Regions from separate parts of the Homo sapiens genome. Here all the other regions are linked to region 3. Evidence: chromatin loops called from intact Hi-C (ENCODE). Cell type or tissue: MCF 10A. All regions are shown on one strand.

The links. Peaks named below come from ENCODE experiments on the same cell type or tissue, not always from the same donor. Only the 100,000 strongest peaks of a DNase experiment are listed, where the experiment ranks them.
Region 1: a loop joins it to region 3, with 6 times the contacts of the local background. A loop is called at or near these places in 5 of 110 quality-filtered maps.
Region 2: it touches region 3 in a loop (12-fold over the local background); 2 of 110 quality-filtered maps call a loop at or near these places.

What each region holds. Positions count from the first base shown.
Region 1 is chr14:68,207,415-68,215,414 of GRCh38, forward strand. The region is part of intron 7 of RAD51B (RAD51 paralog B); the gene reads left to right. Among named protein-coding and RNA genes, the nearest start is that of RAD51B, 390 kb to the left of the region's middle. RefSeq lists enhancers at 3,145-3,344, 3,515-3,794. In MCF 10A, no CTCF peak of the experiment used is centred here; a DNase peak (open chromatin) is centred at 3,647.
Region 2 is chr14:68,396,689-68,404,688 of GRCh38, forward strand. The region is part of intron 8 of RAD51B (RAD51 paralog B); the gene reads left to right. It overlaps LOC101927971 (a long non-coding RNA gene), which reads right to left and starts at 7,634. Exons shown (of 4, transcript XR_245776.5): 1 at 7,315-7,634; 2 at 3,611-3,783; 3 at 492-578. RefSeq lists enhancers at 475-1,201, 7,372-7,531. In MCF 10A, no CTCF peak of the experiment used is centred here; a DNase peak (open chromatin) is centred at 4,843.
Region 3 is chr14:68,136,104-68,144,103 of GRCh38, forward strand. All of the region lies in intron 7 of RAD51B (RAD51 paralog B), which reads left to right. All of the region lies in intron 2 of LOC105370546 (a long non-coding RNA gene), which reads right to left. Among named protein-coding and RNA genes, the nearest start is that of RAD51B, 320 kb to the left of the region's middle. RefSeq lists an enhancer at 1,547-2,531. In MCF 10A, no CTCF peak of the experiment used is centred here; DNase peaks (open chromatin) are centred at 1,808, 4,278 and 7,408.

The DNA of each region.
Region 1 (8,000 bases), 71 kb after region 3:
TGCAGTGGGGGAAGATAGAAAATCGAAATTCACATGACAGGGTGAAGCATAGTGATTAAGATTAGGAAGTCATCCACACAGAGTTAGGAGAAAATACATCTAGAGTTTGCCAAATCCAAAGGCAAGACTGTAAGAAAAAGATACTAAAAGAGAAAAGAGCAGAGGATGTCTCTGCATTTTGTGATACATTAAAAAGTTATGGTAGGAGAAGGAGATAAATTAAGAATAGCCTGGGGAAAGAGATGTAGAGAGTGAAGTCAAAGAAGCAGGGGAGCCAGTACTAGGTAGAGTCATGGTGGTCAGGATTAGAAAGAATTCCAGCAGTCCAATACTGCAGAATAGTCAAGGAAAATTGAAGACCGAGACTGGGCCTTTGGATTTGATATTTGGTTACCAAAGGTTTTTAAATCTGGATTTAGGAACTCATTTGAGATTTTTTTTTTGAGAATATAACTTTTAAATAACAAGTCAGCTCACGTTAATTAATGTTTAATGTTTTGGGGACATTTACATTTAGCTTTTCTTAACCTTTTAAATGTGTTCACTAAATATTATTTTATTTCTAACTGCAGGCTAAGCAAGTTATACTGTGTGTATAAAGTGCCCAAGTCTAAGAGGCATTGTAGACAGGCTATTTTTAGGGAAACTCATGTTTTTCTTTAAAAGTTCAGCTAGCATTTGGAATCGATATACAGTATAATATTTAAAAAAAAAAACAACATATTTCCTCATCCCCCAAGAGGTTTCTTAAAATAGCATGTAATCTTACCTACAGTGGGAAAAGCCTCAAATTTTATAAATTGGGTTGGATCTAACCCAGATTACCTGACCAAGAGAGTCCCCAAGAAAAACAAGGTGTGGTAAAGGTTATAGTAATGGTAATTAAGAAAGTTGTGTTGTGCCTGCTGGGCCTCACTAAAAGCAATGACCCAGCCTGTGGCTACTGGCATCATTTTGACTGCTGAGACATGCTTTCTTTTGGAGAGAAGTCCAAACCAAATCTTTGCCCACTTTGAAAGCCAAGATATTCTCATTCCTTTCAGCCACAGAAAGGGCTGGTTTTTCTAACAGGATCATGTCCGTGTGACCTTCTGATGTATCAACTTGTTTTCTATGCAGTATATAAACAATAAAGGGTTTAATTTTAGTTGCTTTTCTTCACAGAGTCATGGAATATTACAAATGTTAGAAGCTAGAGAGGATCTTTGAGGTTATCTGCTTTAAGCCCCTTGCTTTCCACAGGAAAACACCAAGGCTCAGAGAGATAAAATGTGTCCATGCTGGACACAGCTGGAAAATGATAGAGCTTGAACTCAGGTTAACTGACCCTCCATGCAGGTCTGTGGCTGCACCATACATTACAGCATCTCTATTCAACAGTAAAACTCATTGGGGTTATATATTATACCCTAGTGGATATTACATCTGTGGGATGACAAGCTGCATTATGATAGAGTTGCACTGTGCTCAGCAGCAGTTGAGTAGCCAGCACCCACAGGCAACCTCTATGGGCAATCTGAAAGTGAAATCTTTACTGAATTGAATGGAATCTGTGGAGATCTTCGATAGTCTTCCCTTGAGGTGAAATCTTGTTTTGTTGAGTGGTTTAAGATGTTTTCTAGGGTGTAGCACTTTGCAGAAGTGCTTTCCTCTTTCATGATAGGTGACCCAGTTTGGAGATCAGGAAGATTTTGTCATCCTTCACATTGCAAGACTTGAAGACTTGCAACTCAAAATGGTATATTTTTTTCTTTTCTTCCAATAGAGAACAATTCCACTCTAGCACTCAAGTATCTAATACTTTTGGGACATGTTGAAACTGTTTCCATTTCATCTGATTTCACTCAGCAATTATTTATAGAACTCTCTGTGAGGTAGGCACCATGCTAAGTATCCTGAGGCTGACAAAGACATCCTTTCTAAGTTGAGGCAGTGACAGAGGGCACAGCAGCCATTGCTAATTGTCCTTGCTGCAGCCTTGTTGGGTGACACCTCTGGCTTCCAGGGCCTCATATTTTCACAGCTTCACTGATAACTCTCTGAGAGGAATTGTCCCTCCCACTAAGATTCCCTTCTAGAAGATGAGTTTTTCCATGAGCATTTTAAAATTTTCTTTGTTGCCTTGTTCATTTTTTTTTCCAACATTTAAAAGAGCAGAAGTGAGGGCGAAGAGAAAGGAGAATATTTAGATCTGAAAAATGCACCAGTCCACTTTTAATCTACTTTTGGGAAGATGATTGTAAGATATTCTGTACCCACTTAGGGATCTCCTGCCCTTCGGATACACATGCCTTAACTACCATCTTGCTAGAATAGAAGGTCCTGTGTTTAGGCATCAAAGAAAGGAATTGCACTGAGAAATTTTAGTGATAATTCTTTTATTGTAATCGTGATTTTCTTCCTCCTGCTAATCTTTTTAAGTGGTATTAAAGGAAGCTTCTTGCCAGGCAGTAATATTCCTCCATGAGCACACGATCTTTTTCCTTATTTGGCACTGGAATTTCATCAGGCTGTATTAGTCTGAGCGAAACATACTCTAGGAATACCTTTTTTTTTTTTTTTTGAGACAGAGTCTTACTCTGTCACCCAGGCTGGAGTGCAGTGGCGCCATCTCAGCTCACTGCAACCTCCGCCACCCGGGTTCAAGTGATTTTCCTGCCTCAGCCTCCTGAGGAGCTAGGACAACAGGCGTACGCCACCATGCCCAGCTAATTTTTGTATTTTTAGTAGAGACAGGATTTCACCATGTTGGCCAGGCTGGTCTCTAACTCCTGACCTGAGGTAATCACCTGCCTCAGCCTCCCAAAGTGCTAGGATTACAGGTGTGAGCCACCGCACCCAGCCAGGAATATCTTTAGAATAGTTCTATAGTTAGGAACGTTGAGACCAGGTAACAAGGGATTTATTCAATGGGATGACAATTTTTATACACCATGCCTGAAGCAAATAAAGGTGATCAGTATTTATATTGCAGTATTCAAATACTCTGGAGCCAAATAGATAGGACTACCTTAAAAATGTTCTTGTACATGTGGGTTTGATCTTAAAGATATTAGGGATGGTAACATACCATTCTATGTATATACATGACCAGGCCTTAGGTTACTTAAGGGTGATGGAATGACCATTGTGTGTGTCTTGTGTCTTGGTGGCCTTCAGTGAATTCTGCATGAGCTCTAGTAGTAACTGCCACTGCTGTAGTATCATGGAAAAAACACTGAACTTAAAATAGTTTTCTTACCTGTAACAAAATGGACAACAATCTCACAGAGTTTGTGTGAGAATTAAAGGAGAAAATACTTGGGAAGAAGTGCTTTGAAATCTCCATTGCACTCTGCAAAAGCAAGGAAATGCGCTTGTGATCAGTATCATGTTGACGTGGAGTGAGTTACTCCCCAGCTGTTCACGATATGGTCGCCCACAAAGAGCAAGTAGGTCACTTCACCAAACAGAATTCTGTATGTATTACAGAAACTCCCAGGCTGAGTCACCAAGTAAAATGAAGGGCAGTGTGCTCTATTTAAAATGTTCATTTCATTTTCGCATTCCATTCTTTACTAACAGAATGGTTTCACTTCATTTCCAGTCACTTTCATTTTCAGGTTGTCAAGCTTCACTTAGTGTCAGTTGTGTTCCCACACTCAAACATGTGCCTTGTCTTCCTTGATCTTCTCTCTGAGGATGTTTCTCTGACTAATGTGCTGTGGTCAGAACAAGAGCATTGCCACATGGTGCATTTCCTAGGTAGGCATGTCTAAAATCATTAAGTGGCCTAGCTCAGAACATTCTTTGTGACCCTTTCCCCTCCCCACCCAGTGCCTAGTGACTGATTTATCTGAATATAAGGCTACTTCCACTTTTAGTTCAAGGGCCTTGCTCCCTGCCTGCAAGAATCTCTCTAATCACATTGCCCTCCCTCCACCCGCTTTCCCCATTGAAACCAATGTTTGGAGAAGATAGAAGAATGAAAAGAACATCTCAGGTCCTGTTTTTGTACCACCTTCACTATTGTAGCACCTCTTTTGTGTTGCCAACTGAATATGGTATACATGGCTTTAAGGGGGAAAAAAGAAAAATAAAACATAAGAAAGTAGGAGAGCTCCTAGCTTTCTTAAATGAATTAAAGGCCTTAGGCCAGAGTGAATTATATTATAGATTGTAGACTAGATATGGTGGGGAAGGTTACTCAACAACTTGGTTGGGAAATAAATTAATATATAAAACCATCAGATATCAGAGCATAGTTGTGGAAAGTCACCTAAGGAAAGTCATTGTCTCTAGGCCAAAGACTGGCCTAGACGTAAGTAATGCACCAGTGTGTCAGAAAGGGGGTTGGTCGACATCAGAAGCACCCAGAGGCAAACACTGGTTGTGCCCTGTACCCACAGTAACTGTCCATAGAAATGTGAATGTTGGTAGTCTTCAAAGTTTCAGTGTCACTGGCAAGTCCTTCTTTGTTGGAAATTCAATTTAACATTCAAGTTCTATAGCAAATGCCTCCTATTATGATGTCTTGTGTTTACAGTTTGCCTCTGTAAGTAGAACCCTCTAAAGGGAAAAATGCTCTGGTCAGATTGTTATGGTCTGTATGACAGATACATAACTGTTGTAAATCAACACATTGGCATTCTCGTTTGCTCCACCAGTTTGTTGTGAACTTCGTCAGGGGAAGGCATCATGCCTAAGTCTATTCAACTCTGGGATACTGACAAGGTCAAATTTCTGTGCCTGCAAGGCTGGGACTGGACCCAAGCTGTACAGTTCATACAATGAAATAGTGCCATTTAGTAAAAAAGGGAGATAATATGGCACTTGGTTGGAAGTTTGGCTCTAGAATCTGATTGAACTGGGTTTGAATACTAGGTCAGCCACTTACATGCTGTATGACCTAAGACCCCGCTCTAAAAAGGATATTATCTTTACACTGACCTCAGAGGGCTGTTTTGAGAATTAAATTAGACAATCCATGTAAAATACTTGACTCAGAGCCTTACATAGAGCTGTTAGCAGCAGCAACAACAGCAGCACCAGCAGCAAGGTAAATACCACCATGTGTGTCCTTTGGGTGGTCAGCAGTTTGCTGAACAATTTGGACTGGTTTAGAACCCTCCTAACTCACTACTGGGGACTTTCCATTGGAACCACAGCACTGGGTAGTGACAGAATTTGCCAGTGTAATCACATCATTTATGAGAAATGATAGCAATAGGGTTTGGTGTCATAGTAATGGAAAATGGCACTGGACACTATCCTAATTTTGAAGAAATGGAGTGAAGAAGAAGACATGTTCCAGAATGCACAGGACATTGATCTTCAGCAAATTTTTAGAGTGGATTACTGAATGATTACGTGTGAGAAAAATGTGATTATTAGGAGTCAATATGAGCTCATTGAAAACAAAACATTCCTATTTCTAACATCCTTAAAGTCTTTCACAGTTCATCTTATTGGTTATGGAAATGTCAAGGGATAGATTTTTATTTCTGGGAGGAGTTTGGCTAAGATTTTTATGATACTCTTGTTGTCTTGTTGAGGTTAAGTAGATTCATAGCTGGTTGAACAAATGTCCACTGGCAGTTTTGACCTGATGGATGGACTAATGTCCATCTGGAGAGGGGTCCTCAGGGTAAGCCTCAGGAACCTGTCTAGTGATGCTGTTCTATCCAATTTTCTCATTAAAAATTTCTGACGAAAGCACAAATAATGTGCTTTTGCAACAAGTGAGATAGGATTTTTTAAAGATCTGTGTAGGTTGATGGGCGGATTTGCTAATAACAACCATATGTAGCATTTATTGAGTACTTACTGTGTGCCAGGCAAAATGCTAAATGTGTTGTATGACTTCTCTCATTTAATCCTCACAGTGACCCTCTGAGGTGTATACTAGTAATATTCCATTCTATAGATAGATGTAGAGGCACAGATATGCTAAGTCATTTACCCAAGTCCCACAGCCAATAAGAGGCACAGATGGCAGAGGACCATTTGTCTATCACCAAAGCCCATGCTCATAACTGTATTATGCTACTAGAACCAGTGAGTCAGAATTTTACACAGATTAATGTAAAGTCCTAAGCTAAGGTTAACAAAATAGTATGTTAAGTCTTGAAGGAGGAAGCTTAGGTTGATAGCAAGTAATAAGGAAAAGATTTAGGGACATTAGTTGGTGGGAAACTCAATGTGATTCAATACTAACGTATACCTACTTTTAAAAAAGAACAACTAATAGGAGGGTGCATTATTAGAATATAGCATCATGGATCATGGTGGCAGTAGTTCTTCTCTAAGAGTCCATGTCCAGAGTACTAGGTCAGGTCTGTCATTAAGGGGGTCCTTGACCATTATAATCAGGAGAATAAGAGGTCTGGATTTACATCCTAAGAGGAAAAACGGTGAACTAATGTCAGGCTGGAAAAGAGAAAAACCAAAGAGGAATATGAAGACAACCTTCAAATATTAACATAGTTACATGATGAGAAAGAGTAGATGCCATTGGTGTCTAAGAGAGTAAAAAAATCACTTCTCATTCCCTGTTGAGAAATGGACTCTGGCATCAGGTTGATGGAGAACAAAATGTCAGCTTTATTCCAGTAAAACCATATTAGAGAATGTGGCCTGATCTGTGGCTACAATCAGGCCTTTTATACCCTTCCCTAGTTAAACACACTCTCAGAGTCAGGTAAGGCCCTGGACAACTGTTGTTTGCAGGAGGAGGGCAGTTCCTGTGTGAAGGAGAAGGAGAAAGTGTGCATCCTGAAGCCAGGGGTGCACCTGACTTCTCGACTGTGAATGAGAGAGGAGGAAACCTAGTTCATATCTGCACAAAAATTCTTTTTGGTATCCTTGAAGTGGGCTGAAACAAAAAAGATCAAAATGTTACTCTAGCAGGAGGCCACTCATGGAAACCTTAGGCAGGGGAATTGTGTTACCCCTGGTACTTACCAACTTTAACTTCAGTGGGGCAACCAAGCCAATGGAGCACTCTTATCTCTGAAATGTTTGGCCTCTGTACAGAATGATGTGAAAAAGAATCTTCTAGCATGGGGAGGTGGAGGGGAGGGATGTCTAGATTACTTCTACGGCCCCCACTCCCTAAGATTCTTTTGAAATCAGTTAAGACACGCATAAATAAAAAAACTCCAAGTAAAGCATGTCAGTATTTTAAAGGCTTATTTGTTTGAGCAATGAGAGATGATCAGTGTTCTAAGTGCTATGGTTCATCATGTTCTGGAGGTGGCTTTGTTCCAACTGTTTGTTCACGAGTGTTTTGAGTTAAAGGGAATTACAGTCTACAAATTTATGCACATGGCACTTCACAGAATAGAAGAGGCCAACTTCTGGCCTCTTATACCCACATGCAACAAATACAGCTCGTGTCCTTCCCCCAGGACTCAATTTGTAAGCCTCTTTATTGCATTGTGCTGTAGTAAAAAATTCTCAGTTTTGTGGGCAACCTGTGAAACCAGCCTTCTTTTATTTCAACTTTGTTGTTTTGCCTTTATACTGTGAATTAAATGAATCCTTGGGGGTTCTAATTATATTATGGAAAAAAGAACTTGATATTCTGAGAAGCTGAAGAACAATTTGTTTTCCTCAGCTAGGTATTTAGGACTTTTAGGATTTAGTTACCATTTTCAAAAAACTTGAAGAAGATTAATTATCTCCATTGCCTCAAATGACAAAGATAGTATGTTCAATTCTCTCCTGAGTTATCATCATAATAACCCTATATTCTTAATATGGCCTTTTATATTTTACAAAGTTTCTCAATAGGGAATGAGAAGAAAGTGATTTTTTAATCTCTTAGACACCAATGGCGTCTACTCTCCCTTATCATATAACTATCTTAATATTTGAAGGTTGTTTTCATCTTCCTCTTCAGTTTTTCTCTTTTCTCTTTTACCACAATAATCATCACAAATAATCCTGTTTGGAAGGTGGAGAAGAGGAAGCAAGACAGATATTATTGTACCCATTTCAGAAATAAGGAGAATGGAACT
Region 2 (8,000 bases), 260 kb after region 3:
TATGACTAAGAGTTTCCCAACAATAGGGAGAGAACATTATTAAAATATGCTTTTCTAGAAAGGCCCAAATGACTCTGAATAAGAAACTGAATATTATAATTTAATGAGGAAAAGAAAATGAATGGGATGTCCAGAAAATTGGGGCGGGGAGGGGGTAGTTTCCATGCATTTTCCCTCCTAGAAAGGGAGATTAATGGCCATTCTTGTAATATCTAAATGGCCAAAAGAAACAATGAAAAGAAAAATAATGAATCAGACTCTGGGGTTTAAATCCTGACTCTGCCACTTGCCAGGTGGCCTTGGGCAAATCACTTTCTTTGTAGCGCAGCTTCCTTCACTAGAAAATTGGTATGATAATGGTACCTCCCTCACAGAGATAATGTATGTAAGGTGTTTAGCCTGGAAAACAATAATTATCCCAAAGTGTTACCTCATAATTCTTTACTGTAATGTCTTATATCAACTGACATCTGAGATGTGGGACACATTACCCAAAGTTGGTAGTCTTGATCACTTTGCGGATGCTGGTCATTTGCAGTAAACCCATAGTTCTGTCTCATTTCTGGATAAGCATTGGCCTTCGAGGAAGAAGGAAATTGGTTTGCTTAAGAATTCATATTTTGCAGATGTGAACTGACTGGCTACTGACACCAAAACCAGTTCCCCCAATTAAAATAACCCTGCTAGCCTCAGCACATTTTGTTCATGAGCTCCCTCTCCCGCCATGAGGCGGCTGCCTGAAAGTACTTGACTGCCCTACCCTCCACTCCCCGGGGATTGGGACATGCTTGTGAAGAGATACTTGAGGAAGTTAAAGCAAGGTCATCTCCATTGCCTAAGCCCCACACCCTGGTAAACTGCACACTGTTTGGACCTTGAAACTTGTGAGCTGCGAATTCCTGTCATAAATGGAGTTTTCCTCCCTCCTGTGGCCCCAGTTTGTGGTGAGCCTTGTGTTGGCATGGTGGCCATGGGGACACCCCTCGTGTGTGTGTGTGTAGGCCCCCAAAAGGAGAAGTGTAGCAGCTTCCCTCAGCCTTGCCTCAGAAAGCCGGGTCCAGATGGCCAAGGAAGCACACTGCATTGAAGGAACTCTGCAGCCAGAGTGAATTTACCAGTGTGGGAAACAAAAACGTTCGGGTTCTGGTCTAAAATTCTGGGAGCAAAGGACACTGGGATTGCCTCCACCAAATGTCAACATTTTACTTCTTCCCCCACCCCCTTCTCAGAGCCTCGAGGGCAGCAAACATATGTGAGGCCAGCATTCCATTCCCTCCCACGCAGGAACATATGCTGATTCCTATCAGGATCCTCTGCTTCCCAAAGAGGCTGATGGAGATGGGGAGGGAGGAAAGCATAACCATAAATCCTCACACTCTGGGCAAGGTGATAATTGAAAGCATTCTCCACCATGACGTGCTCTCCAGTGCCAGGGCAGCAGGCAGCTGGGACAGCTAAAGCTGGGGAAGGCCTGGGCCGGGGCCCAGCTCTCCCTCTGACCAGGTGAATTTTGGTGGTCAAGTCACTTCTCTGCCTATGAAACGGGAATAAGGATTGTATCCATGTTGTGGGATCAAAGGAAGCACTTTAAGTCAAATTCATCAGATGCACTTAGGCACTCTGGAGTTTTCAAAGCACCTCAGCATTTCTGTCTTGTCTCACTTGATTCTTTTTGCTCCCCTACTTGCACTCTGTTCCTGCTGTCACTGAGGAAACACAGCAGAGTGTGAACTCTGAAAGCTGACCCTTGTTTGGTGTCTTGAAGCAATGCAGGTCAAGGAGCAAGACTGAGGAGGGGCCTTAATGAGGGTCTCTGAGTGAGGACCTGGGCCCGGTAACCAGCCCTGGCCTGTTTCATGCCCAGGCTATCAGCCGCCCCTCCTACCAAGTCTCTCTGAATTAATATTTTGGGTGTCTCCTCAGACAACAGCTCCAAGCAGATGAATTATGGCAGTTCTAAAGGGTATTTACATCTCTTCTCTCTATTCCTCTTGGGAAGCAGGGTGGGGGATTAAGTCAGTCTTAAAAACTGGCTAAAGGGCATTCTCCAGAATGATGTCTTCTGAGATTAAAAGGACACAGAGCCACATCACAAGATACTAGGTGGAGATTTTCTAATACAAATGCATGCATGATGGTACATGGACTGTCTGCGGGATCTGAGGAGTCTGTAATTGCAGGCAAAACAGCAAATGCCTAATACATGATTTTTTTTCAAATGTTAGCATATATTAGGATCATCTGAGAGAGGTTTTTGAAAATATGGACTCTTGGGCATCACCTCCAAAGATTCTGATTCATCAGGTTTGGGATGGGGCCTAGGATTCTGCATTTTACAAAGTTAACAGATGATTCTGATGTATAGAAACATATGAATGCCCTAGTAATTTCTCCAGAGATCCAATCCCATGTCTTGATTTTATATCAATGACCAAGTAATCTCTCTGGAAAGGCCAACCTACATTTTCCCACTAATTTTTTTGGGGGGGAAGGAGAGTTCAAACCTACAGAAAAGTTCCAAGAAAAGTATATTGAACTCCCCATATACCCTTTACCTGATTTTTTTTTGTGTTTTTTTTTTTTTTTGAGATGGAGTCTTACTGTGTCGCCCAGGCTGGAGTGCAGTGGCGCAATCTCGGCTCACTGCAAACTCCTCTTCCCGGGTTCACGCCATTCTCCTGCCTCAGCCTCCCGAGTAGCTGGGACTACAGGCACCCGCCACAATGCCCGGCTAATTTTTTAGTAGTTTTGGTAGAGATGGGGTTTCACCGTGTTAGCCAGGATGGCCTCCATCTCCTGACTTCATGATCCACCCGCCTTGGCCTCCCAAAGTGCCGGGATTACAGGCGTGAGCCACCAAGCCCAGCTCTTTACCTGATTTTTAACACTTTGCCTCATTTATTTTTATCTCTTGTATATTAGTTACCAATTTATTTTATAATATTGTTAACTTATTATAATTATCTTTGCTGAACCATCTGAGGGCAAGTTACAGATATCATATCCTTTCATCCCCAAATACTTCAGCATTTATCTCTTAAGAACAAGAACTTCTCTTACATAACCACAGTACAATGATCTCACCCAGGAAATTAGTATTGATACAATACTATTATATAATATACTGGCAATATTCAAACTTTGCCAGGTGTCCCAATAATGTACTCTATGGCAGTTTTTTCCAGGATGCAGTCCAGGATTAGACATGGCATTTTAGTTGAAATGTCTTTTTGCACTAATGGTTTTTAAAGCCATTGATGTTCTCCCAGAAAAATTTTTCTTCAAGAACATATTTCCTAATAAACAAATCATATTTCTTTTCTCTTCTGTTCTTACTGCTTGCAAAGAGCCAGTGATCCAAAGTGGGCCTGAAGCAACAGCAGGCTTACCCAGGCCTGATTCTTCACAAGCTAAGGCCTGGGCAAAGGACCCTCTCTCAGCCCTGGGTTTGCCTTGTGAGCTGATTTCCTGAAGGCAAACCACATGACTGCTGGTGTGTCCCCTTGCTGTTCAGTCAAGTGGGTGGCCACCTGGCTTTCTCCTTGTCCCAAAGTACTTCGTTGGATATGTAAAGCGACCAAATGTTACTTCACTGTAGTTTGAATCTTACCCAGAAAGAGTGACTGGTAAAGGACATGCCACTTTGCACCCTTCCCAGCTCTCTCCAAAGGCAGCTGGCTGAATGCACACTTCTGAGGGTGATGTTTTTTCCAGCACTCAGGGATATACCCAGTGTGAGATCAGAATCAGCAGCTGTATTCATTCTGCCTCAGCCAGTGCCATCTGAAACAAACATCAAGTGGTCAAAAAATGAGATGGTGACCATGTATAATACACAAGACTTATTAGAATTCAACTCTGGTATCCGCCTGCTGCCTCTGACTCTACAATGGGAGCAGGAAAGCAAAGCTCATACCAGGACAGCTGAAAGGTGTGGTCTGAGGATTTCATGGTGAACAGATAGAACACACTGTGGGGGAAAAAAAACATATTTTATGCAAGCATCTTTCTGGCTTGTCTTGAATGAAGCTAAATTTAAAGAGAAAGTGCCACAGATTTCTTTAAATGGTTAGGTTTTTGTTTTCTTTGTTTTATTTTGCTAGTATTTACTTAAGGGTAATATGTGTTTTCTGTAATGAGTGAATTTATTTTTAATTAAAAACTTATTTGCAAAGGTCAAGAGATTTCACTACAAGTCACCATTCAGGATTTTTTTTTTCCTTTCCTTAAGTAGAAGGTAGCAAGGGGAAAGCTGTATTGGAGAAAAGGTTCAGGGGCATGGCCTCCTGGAGAATGTTGGGAGTTGAGCTGATGGGAGGAGATTGCTTCTTTTTATTCAGACAATCTAGTTCTGTTCTTCTTATGCCTACTATTGTTTTCCTTGCCATCTTTGAGACCTTGATGATCGACACTGCAGACACAGCAGAGAATCCTAGTACAGACTGAAGCTTTTCGTATAAAGTGAGCATGCTCACTGTGATTCTGGACAGTTCCTACATAGTATCTCTGTAGGATAACATATGTCTTGGTTTTCTCAGGGCAAGCTCAGTTTATCTCTGTTATCCCAGTATAACTATTAAAATGTCCCCATTTCATTTTCAAAAATGTCCTGGTTGGATAAGAACTTAAAGTATTTTGTTAAGACTCTGGGAAACTGAAGGTATTTTCTCCCTGTCCATGAGCCAGTGGAGTTGTTGAGTGATTTGTGCTGGTGCATACCAGTCTCTAGCCTAGTGGATGGCTCACCCCCGCTTCTCCCCTACCTTGTGCTATGGAGGATCCATCCCTAACTCTTGCATTCCAGAGGTTCTGATTGCCTCACTTCTTCCTGTCTTCTGCTTCACATTTCTTACCTTTCTCAGTAACGAGTTTGCTGAGACTTGCATCAGCCTAGGTATGTTGTGCAAGTAAAGCCTCTGGACTGCATTCACTCCTTTCACCTCCAGCCAAGAGACATCAGGAATGAAATTTTCTGCTTTACTAAAGTGAAGCAGCCCATTCTTTACCAGCCAAATGCCTTCCTCGGTGGGTAAATGGTATTAGTTGAAGCAGTTATTACATAGTTTTATGCCTCAGATCCTGTATTTATAAATCTGAAAGACGACTAATAGCTTTAAAGTATTTTGAGAATCTCAAAGCTCAGAAGATTATAAATAACAAAAGATATATTTTTTCGTATCTAAAATGGTAGCACAAATACTGCGGTTGCTTACTTAATAGATAGCGTGTGGTCCCTGAGCCATTGCAGCTGATGGGTTTTTTCCAGTGCTCTATTTATAGAGCTAGGTCAGAAATATCACTTCCGTTGGAACCTGACCTATAGACCATTGTCAATTTTAGAGACCCAAGGAAGTAGAATGCACCCTAAATACAGCTGGTTCACAGATTCAGTTAGTGAACCACAAGCCCTCAAGGAAATTAATTTTGCTGGAAGATAAATGTCTGAGCCTATCCCAGTCTCTTTTCTTTGACACCTTTGTCCTGTGGTCTCACAGAGCTTGTAGGTCATCTTGAATCTTTATTCTAAAAATAACCTATTATAGGCAGTTTCCCAGCTTTAATAACTTACTCATCCTCTTCGCCTTTTGTTGCTAAAATTCTGCATTGAATGGAACAAGAACTGATGACCTGCCAAGAGAGGTAACCAAGATTCTCAGTCCCTTCCCCAGTTCAAATGGATGGTCCAATAAAGAACCATGCTCAGCAAGTGCCAGGGGCCTAGTTTTAAACAGGAGAAGCTGAATTGAATGGATGATGAATTGAATGAATGAATTGAATCCTTCTGATCCCTAGTCTCGCACTCAGACTCCCGTCTTTAAGCTTTGTTACTATGAAGTTGTGTTTGCTGGGACTTGGCCACTGGTCAGCACAGGTTTACCCATCATAAAGTCTTACTAAGTAGGGTAGACTAAGAAAATCTCTAGTCTGGAGAGAAATCTGCTATCAGCAAAAGAACCCATGCCTGTGCTCTTTTCAAGCACAAACGGGTGCTGGGTAGGGCACAGCGATTCAAAGACAGCGCATGGAGTGGTGCATTCTCAAACTTCCTGGAACAAGTGAGGTTCTCGATGAGGAACTCATTCATATCATCAAAATACCAAAGACTCAAAGTTTTTTAATAAGGCAGGAACTATTGAGGTCATTTACCCCTTCTTGTCATGGATGAGGAAACTGAGGCTCAGTGAGGTTAGGTAACTGCTCATTACCAAGGCCTACTCTGAGGTTCTTTGTTACACTACTCTCCTTCTCCCACCTGGTCTCATCAAAAGCCCAGACGGAGTCAGAAATAGAACTGCAGGGTCCTGCTTTCTAGCCAGCAGCTGGCCACAGGCTATCATGCATTACATGGAATGTGCTTCAGGACGTGAGGACAAGAGATATGAACGAGAATGCAGTTCCAGTGGTAACATACCATCTTCTTCCCTGGATTTATTTCAATCCTGAAAACATTTGTAGGTATTGTTATTCCTTTATTTTTTTAAATTTCCTCTTTCTACTCTAAATAAATGGGCTTTCATCTGCAGGGACTGGAGGGACCAAATATCCAGAATATCCAGTCCGCTAAGGCCATGAACTTTTCCTTCCCCTCTGTTCCTATTTTGGGAGTCATTGCTTTGTTTTTTTGACTTTTTTTTTTTTAACATGGAAAAGCATTCTTTTAAAGTTGACCCTTTTGCTGCAGGGCAAATGCTTTTCTGTTATGCACTAGAGATTCAGTTTGATCTCCTAGAAATGCTTAGCACAGGAGTCATAAATTGAAATGTTTTCAGAGAAGGAGCTTTCTCATTAAGAGCTTTCCAACAGGCCTCTTCTAAATACTGACACGGGTTGGTACCAGAAGCCCATCACCTTTTTGGAAATCAAGGCTACATAGCAACCTGGTTATCCTCCTCCAGTCTGATTGCACGAGGGCTACACCCCATGTATACAGAGCAGAGAGACAGCTCCTTGCCTTGTGAGAAATTCGTCTTCATAACCAACTCCCACACCAAATGAGTAAGGAATTGGATCCAAAAGATAGTCATGAAAGATATTCCAGAATCCAAATCATGTGTTTTAACCACTTTGCAACTAAGATTTACTATCTTGCCTCATTGTTAACAGAATAAAAAATGCAGGAGATAATGATTAAACTTCTTTCCTCCCTAGAATTTCATCTTCAGTGTTTGATCATCATTGTTCCTGTCACTTATACATATCAAGTATCTTCATCTAAGGGTCATCAAGAACCTCTGGTTGCCTGGAGGCCAGAATTATTATTCACATTTTACAGATGGGTTAGCAATCACAGAAAGAGAACATGCTTTGACTTACCTAAAAGAGTCTCTGAGAGAGTGGAGAATGAATGTTCCCACAGTCTTTTACAGAGCCCTGACTTCAGTGTGAGTAGATTAGATTTGCTCTATGTAGCTTACACAGAGACTTCTACAGGCTCAATCCCATAACAATGAAAATCCTCAAAAATGAAAATATTTTCAAAGCTCAGTTCACGTATTTGATTTTTGTATTTGCATTGGAATTAACCAAATTCCAGACAATGAAGTTATACTGCTTTGGCAGGTCTAAATATCACAATCATCAAAAAGGAGAGAGAGGGAGTGAGCACCTCAATTTTTAGAACTTCCTCTTAAAGTGAACATAGAGAAGGTTCACTTATCTGTTTCCTAACCAATTAGGTCATCTTGCAGGAAATCACCTTTTCTTAAAAGCCAGTAGGCAGATTCCTCCTACTTTAAATTTCCCATCAACAGCATTAACAATCATTTATGCCAGCCCTCTCACAGGAATGCTTGAAAGTCAAAAGACATAAGAGACCACTAAGTTTTCTAGTTTAAAATAAGGTCACAACTTTATAGTAACTTACAGTTTCCCTACCTCCCTCTCTCAAGTGATTCTATCACTGCAATCACCCTTCAATTGCTTTCCTATACTTGAGGCCCTATTAAGTAAACTATCTTTCCAATCCTTGCCAGATTTTTAATTCTACAACCAGAGAGGAT
Region 3 (8,000 bases):
TGACTTGCCCAAACATAGGAAAATCTTCCAAAACAGGATCTAGACTGTGTAATTAAAAATCAAAATTAGTTAAGAATCAAACGTCTGAATTGAAAATTTAATTTTTAGTTAAATTATTTGCTATCCAGTCATCTTTAATATTTTGTTTTGCTGTGAGCAGGGTCACATATGACAAATTAAAGGTGGATCAGGCCGGGCACAGTGGCTCACACCTGTAATCCCAGCACTTTGGGAGGCCAAGGCGGGCGGGTGGATCACGAGGTCAAGAGATCGAGACCATCCTGTCCAACATGGTGAAACCCCATCTCTACTAAAAATACAAAAATTAGCTGAGCATGGTGGCACATGCCTGGAGTCCCAGCTACTTGGGAGGCTGAGGCAGGAGAATCGCTTGAACCCGGGAGGCAGAGGTTGCAGTGAGCTGAGATCACACCACTGCACTGTAGTGTGGTGACAAATGAGACTCCATCTCAAAAAAAAAAAAAAAAAAAAAAAAAAGAAGTAGACCAGCCATACTTTTAAAAGCTTATTGTAACAAACACATACTGCTTATTCCATGCTGGTGTGTTTTGTGTTCTTTGCAAATGTTAACTAATTAAATCCTGACAATAAACCTATTAAGATAGATATTATTAACCTCATTTTACAGATGATGAAACTGAGACAGAGGGAGACTAGATAACATGCCCAAGGTCATACAGTTAATAAGTGGCAGAACCAGGGTTCAAAACCAGTCCAGAGGCTATGCTCTTAACCACTATACAATGGTCCCATATTGTAGTTAATCAGGTATTTTTCCATATAACACAATAAAAGCATTGAACTGGGATTTTCCTATATTTGAGAAAACAGTATGGAAATAACAGATGGAGGTATAGAAGTTTTTGATAAGCTAGGCATGTTGGCTCATGCCTGTAATCCCAGCACTTTGGGAGGCCGAGGAGGGTAGATCACTTAAGGTCAGGAGTTCGAGAGCAGCCTAGCCAACATGGTAAAACTCTGCCTCTACTAAAAATACAAAAATTGGCCTGGCGTGATGGCACACGCTTATAATCCCAGCTAGTCGGGAGGCTGAGGCAGGAGAATCACATGAACCCGGGAGGCGGAGGTTGCAGTGAGCCGAGACCACGCCACTGCACTCCTGATAGAAGGAAAACTGGACCTAAGGATTTGAGTTTTGACATTACTAGTACAAGCTGTGTGTAACTTTGGGGAAGGCTGCTACATTAGTTTCAGTTTCCTATTGCTATGGTAAGAAATTACTACAGATTTAAGTTACATAAAACAACCCAAATTTATTATTTTATAGTTCTTGAGAATTTTAAAATCAAAGTGTTCTTTAATGACTACAAAAGCTAATACACTGTTAACCTCTTTCCAATTCTATTAATACCATCATTATCTTTAATAGTTGCATGGAATCCACATGGAATGCACCATAAATGAATCGAAATCTTATGTTGAACATTTGTTTACTGTCTTTTGCCATTATAAACAATATTATGATGAACATCCCTAAATATATGCCTTTGAATACTTGTTCAATTTTATTCATTGGGGCAAAAAGGTATGCACATTTTAAAGAACTACAGTCCACAGGTGTTCATGCAATTGCTGAGGGTTTTCTGAGAAGGTGAACAAGAGCAGTCTATTTCAAAACTACTGAAGCCCTTTTTGCATGACTGACTGGCATTCCCTAACTGGGCCTTCTTCGTTGCCCTGACACTGCCTGTTGCTGCTCCTCTGAGAAGGAATGTGTATTCACAGATGAGGCGCTCCATTAGTCATGGTGCATTTCCTGGGCCCTGGAGACATGGGCATGACATCACCAAGGGCCAATGAGAAAGGATTCTCTGTAGCAAGCTCTCAAAACTCTTTAGAGGATTGTAGACTGTGTGTTCTGTTCCTAGCCCTCAGGGTGTGATTTGAGCTTGCCTTGCTCATCCAGCCATAGTCTGGGCACAAAAGTCTAGCTTACAGACCCAAGAAGCCAGGACAAGCTTGAAAATCTGCAGAGCTGCAGGCAGATTCCCATTTAGTATTTTTTTTTTCCAGGGCTCAGGTTGTTATTCCCAGAGTTTTCCACTCCTAATGATGTTGTTACTTCATGTGGTAATGGGTGGGTGGTGAAAGATGAAGTCTGCATTAAATAAAAGACATTTGGCAGTTAAAATTTCTGGGTAAGTATAGGTTGGTAGCATAACAAAATCAGAAGTACATTTTACCGTTTTGTTACATTGCTTTTGTGTGTAGTTTCACATAATAAAACAACATCTTTTAACAGCAAAGGCTCCTAGCAAAATGAGTGTGGCTTAAAATAGGGCAATTACCAAAGAACTTTACTGAGGGGATTAGTAACTCATTAAATCTTTTCTCTTCAAGGAGAAAAGAAACTTAAAAAAAAATTCTCTTTTCTTGGGTTTTAAGCATTTTGGATAAAAACTTTTCTGTCTTTCTCTGTATCTGTCTCTCTCTCTGCTCCCTAATTTATGTATTTATTTATGAAAATGATTTGTGGAATTTAGTCAGGGATAACTTTGTTAATTCTGCACACCAGGAAGTCTATTGAAAGACTTATTTCCTAATTGGCCCAATCTTTTGCTAACAAGGTATAATTGTAAAATTATCTTTTTAAAAAATAGTCAAGGAAATTAAGGCTCAAAACTCAATGTGAGCTTACACTGAACAGACTTTTATAGCTTAACTCAGTAGTTGAACCTAAGAGCTGTGCTTTTCTATCTTCATTCAATCTATGATTGAATGAGAATGGTTCTTTTAGTATTTTTTCATGTTTAATTCCTTTTTGATGAAGTCAAAGAGAAATTGGGAAAAGTAGCCATCTTTATTAGTGTGTTATCTGTGGATGCCATATACTATGGAAGAACCTGCCTCTACCACTTTTAAAAAAATGTTTCTGCAAGATAAAGATGATTTTTTTTTGTAATTATAGCAGCTTTTATTTTTAAAAATCACTTGAAACCGCATGAATTTATCCTTATTTCCTAACATATATACCAGTAATTAAAGGACTTTCCTCTAGAACTATAACATACTATAAGACAGGGCACTTTTCAACACTTCAGAGATCCTCCTTCAAAGATCTCTGTGCAATTCAAAACATTTATTACTAAAATTTCAAAACATCTCTGGAGATATTCTAAATGGTTTTTTTTTTTTGGCTTGTATAGATGAGAAAGTTGAGGTACAGAAAGATTGAACCTTGTACTTTGTGTCAGTCATAGAAGCAGATACTGCATACATAAATCATTCTTTTATCAAAACTCTTAAGAGGACAGTTCTTTGTGTCTTTGTATAAAATTGTTCTTGTTTTCCTTTGACAGCTTCAGGCTTTGCCTTATTAACAGCAGTGCTTATTTTTCAAAACCCTTTGATTGAGACAAAAAAAAAAGCAGGTTCATCTAGCCTAGGCAGAACTGGAAGAAGCCCTGAAAGGGATAAATTACCTAAGGGGTGGCAGTGTGGGGCATGGGAGCACTCCCACTGCCTCACTCTTAGCAGAGTACTTGATTCTTCTCAATCCCATCCCACAATTTCTCCCACCTGAACCAATATTTGCCAGTTTTCTACTCGAGGGTTGCCATGACTCCTGATGAGTTAATATTGGTAAAACACTTTAAGCCTTTGGAAAAAGGTCTCATAAAAGTGTACAATTGGCACTGGCCCTGATAGTAGTCACAGGCTTTTTGAGTGGGCACTAGGCACCCTCAGATAAGGTTAACCAGATCCCTGTTTTTGGCGAGGACAGGCTCTAGAATGAGGTCTGCTGCTGCCATCTTGAGAGAACACATCTGGTTTGAAACGTTGAAAGCCAGGTGACCCTTGAAGCAGCCACACAGTAATGTCTCCTCACTGCTTCTGCTTCCTGCTAATTTGGGGAGCAGCAGGTGCCTCCCTGAGAAACCCTGCCAGAGGGTTGGCATGCCATGCTGATCGTCTCATTAAGCCCTAAACTTTTTCTACAGAAGAAAACTCTCAAAAGGCGATTCCAGAATATGACAGAGAGAGGTCATGACAGATAATCAGATCAGTTTATAAAAAGTTAAGGATGAGTCATGTCACTCCTAAAGGAGTTGGCATCAATTTATTACACAAGACCAAACACTGAAGGAAGAAAAGCCTTTAGTCTCATTAAGGAGCCCAGACAAAAATCCCACTTAATCCATCTTGCTTTTCCTTTTCCTGCAACTCAGCTGGTGTGCAGGTGTAGGGCAGCTTGGCAGAAGATTTGAACGTTTGGAAAAGGGAGTCATTACTGAAAGTCACTGACACACACTTCCCTTGGAATGCTGCTGATGTCATGGAAAACCAGGACCTTAGCAATAACCCCTAACAACCACAGCTACAGTAAACAGTAAATGTTACCTCCACCAAGGCATTGGTTTTTAAAGAGTTTTAACAGGCCAGGGCTTGCCAGCCACAACTCATAAAAATGTTCTTATAATTTTACCCTACTCTCTAAAAGTGCTGGATAACTGCTGAGGTTTCTCTGCCACTTGGGATGCAAAGCCAAATTCACGTCACTTTCAAGGTTCACTAATCAGAATTTACAGCATTTCTTTTGCAGTCCTCTTCATACCCCCTGCCATGCTCACAGAGTTAGGTCTGGTAGATTTCATACTTTTTCAAAGAAGTCTCTTGTCTTACTGAGTTGTCTCAATTTCTGGTGATGGTGTGAATTAATGTGCCAGGTTTTGACTAGTGTTTTATTAGTCTAGAGGTTAGGCAAATCTGGTTAATTGATAGCACTCAATCTATAGGTTATATTCCAATCAATTTGAAACAACCGGGCAAAGTGGCATTCTATAGTTCAAACTCTGAACTGGGTATTGTCAAGGTGACCATATAATTTATCATCAAAACTAGGATATTTTTGAAAGTAAAGGGGCTCTATTAATAATTACTCTGAGATAACAGCAATAAACCGGGACTGTCGAAGCAAGTTGAGCATAGGGTCACCCTTGTTACTGTGCCAAGAGTCACCATCTAGCTGTCATTTATTAAGTCAGACATTGAAGAAACTTGCAGGAATGCAGAACAGTGCCACTCTTCTCATGAACATTTTTTGTTTTAGAAAATCTAGTCATTCTCATAAAAATGTTATTTATGATAAGATGTTATGAGTTTATTAGTGTTAGTTTTAAATGAATTAAATAAATGCTTTAAAATTCATCTATTTTAATTTCTAATATGGTAAATATAATCCTCCCAAGTAAAAGCTCTATAGGTCTTCAATAATTTTTATATTCTTAAAGGGAACCCAAGACTAAAAGTTTTGAGAATTGCTGCTTTTTCTCTGCATGGGAAAGAATATACTACTAAAGCAAAATGATAAATTCCCTGGCAAGAGAGACCAGCTTAATCATGATTGCATCTGCTACAGCACTAGCAAAATGTCCTGCATATAGTTAGTATTCTGTAATACATAAATATGAGTAGACAAATCTCGTGTGACAACGCTGAAAAGTTGCTGTGTTTTCTGACGTTTGGGTATTACATTAACATTATTATTTGGTTTAAGTCTTTGTTTTTTGATATTCAGTATGTTTGGTACTCTTTGTTAATCTTATTTCGACACAACAATGATGATGTCATTTTTCCTTCGAAAGTTTTATGGGATAGATCAAATTTCCTATGAAATGAGTATGTTAGATAAGAAAACATAAAGCATAATAAAAGTAGGACTCCTTTCTTTTAACCTGCCTAACTCATGTTTATCCTTTATCTCAGGTGTCATCTTCTTCATTTGGCCTTCCTAGACCTTCCCAGGCTGGTCTGCAGCCCCTCCCATGTGCTTTCAAAGTACCTTTTATCACAAGACTTATGACTCAGGGTCATTCCATTCATATGTTGGTTTCCCCAGTTAATTTTGAGTGCTTTTATGTCAGAAGCATCCTTTAATTTCCTTATTCCCAGAATTAAATGATGCTTGGTAAAGCTATTAAAGACTATCTGTTACACTGAAATGAATATAAAGAAGGAAAAACTAGTTAATTTAACTTTTACTAGTTAATGAAGTGTTTTTTTTTTAAATGTCATATGACATGATTTCTATAGTACTGGAAGAAAAAATTTTTTAGAGTAAAGGAAACCACAGTTTGAGGAAAGAAGATAGATTGCTTTGTTATGACCTTACATGCAGATTGATTTACATCTACCTACCCCTCCACTCTCAAACTCCTTTTCAGAGTTAGACTCTTTTAAGCCCTTTAAGGGTTACGTATTTCTGAGTATGTGATTTCTGTCAATATCAGAAATTATTTCCATTGGCAAAAAAAGTTATGAAATGATTTCTATAATATAGGTTTACTTTTGTTGCAAGTAACTTTTCATTCTTTATGTTTTTCTTTCTTTCAAATGAAAATATTATCTTCTATATTTAAATTTGTTCCTTGAGTTAGAAATATAATATTTTAAATCCATGCTTAATTTAATTTAGAAGACATCTCCAAGGCCTAAAATTGACTTGCTGTTTTGTAAATCAACATGACAGGATAAACAGAGGCCATAGTTTATTTGGGAAGCAGCATGATCGTCATGATTTAATAATAGTGATAATTATATGTAATAAGTAAAAGTAGGAATCTAAGTTTTATGAAGATGGTTTTTAATGCCATGTGTTTTGCTTGGTTTTAGTTTGGGTCTTTTCTCTGAGTGCTGTTCTGTGCCTCCACATTTGTTTCTCTTTTTGGAGACCACACATTTTGGATAATTACTTACCAAACTTATATGCAAATTATTGATGAGAGTCAGAACACATCACAGTTTTTATCAAGTCTCCACTAAAAAAGGGGTTGGGGGCTTGCAGTGAGCTGAGATGGCACCACTGCACTCCAGCCTGGGCGACAGAGCAAGACTCTGTCTCAAGGAAAAAAAAAAGGCGCGGAGGGCGAGGGGGTGGGGGGGGAGTTATTATGCTGTCTGAGATGGAGTCCTAAAGGAACACTGTGATTTCTGTGGACAGGTGACTGGCTGGATGGGGATGAGAGAGCTGGGTACTTGTCCCAACTTTGCCACTTTCTAAGTTTTGGTGTGTTTTTAGCATGTCACCTTACTTCTCTTAGCTGCTATTAGTGTCCCCATCTGTAAAATCAGTCTGATCAGGCTGGGTTAGATGATCTCCAAGGTCTTTTACAAATCATCTAATTCTATAGCTTGTGTAGTCTTCTGTCAGGATTTCTTGTTCTTGAAGTCCCTAGTTGACAGATAATGGTGTGGAAGGAAATGATACATGGCAGAGTCCTGAATGACCAAAATGGACTTTGTCCACACTTATGTGCTAATCTCCAAAGAAGAAGAAAATACAAATGGGCCAGCGGCCAAACATGAAAATGGTGACAGTGAGCAAAACATTGAAGCAGACAGCTGAAAGCTTCATTTCCTGGCCCGGCTGCCATGAGAAATGCTGTGCTTGCCAAACCCTTCAGGCTGTCAAGGCCAGAACTTTGGCTAGCTCTTATTTTGAGCTCCCCCCATACCACACACACAAACCACACAGGAAAATTGTCTCTCTCCCTTTATATTTGTGCCTTTTGGCTACACTTCTATTTATGCCAAGTCCTTGCCTAATCTCCTTCCTTCCAGCTGTCACTATACTCTGCCTGTTGCTTTCTGGGGGCTTTGAAAAGCAGCTGCAACCTTCAGAGGAAGCGCAGGGTGGTTGGCATTGGTGGAAGGGTATTGTAAGTGTGTGTGGACTCTATCAGAACCAACCGTCACTTTTACCTGGTTTATGGACAGTCCAAACAGTGTTCTCACTCTCTTTCCTTGGCAAATGTTAGAACTGATGGCTTTATTTTTTTCTCCCTCCCTTCATCTTCAGGGATTTTTTTTTTCTCTTCTACATTACTCAGCCTTTTTGTCTGTGAACATCCTGTGGAAGATTTCATTTATCTTAGGTTCTTTGGCCAGGCTGCTCATCATCTTTTTTTTCCACATAAAACATATTTACCTAATGAGAGAACTTAAGATGGATAACCAGA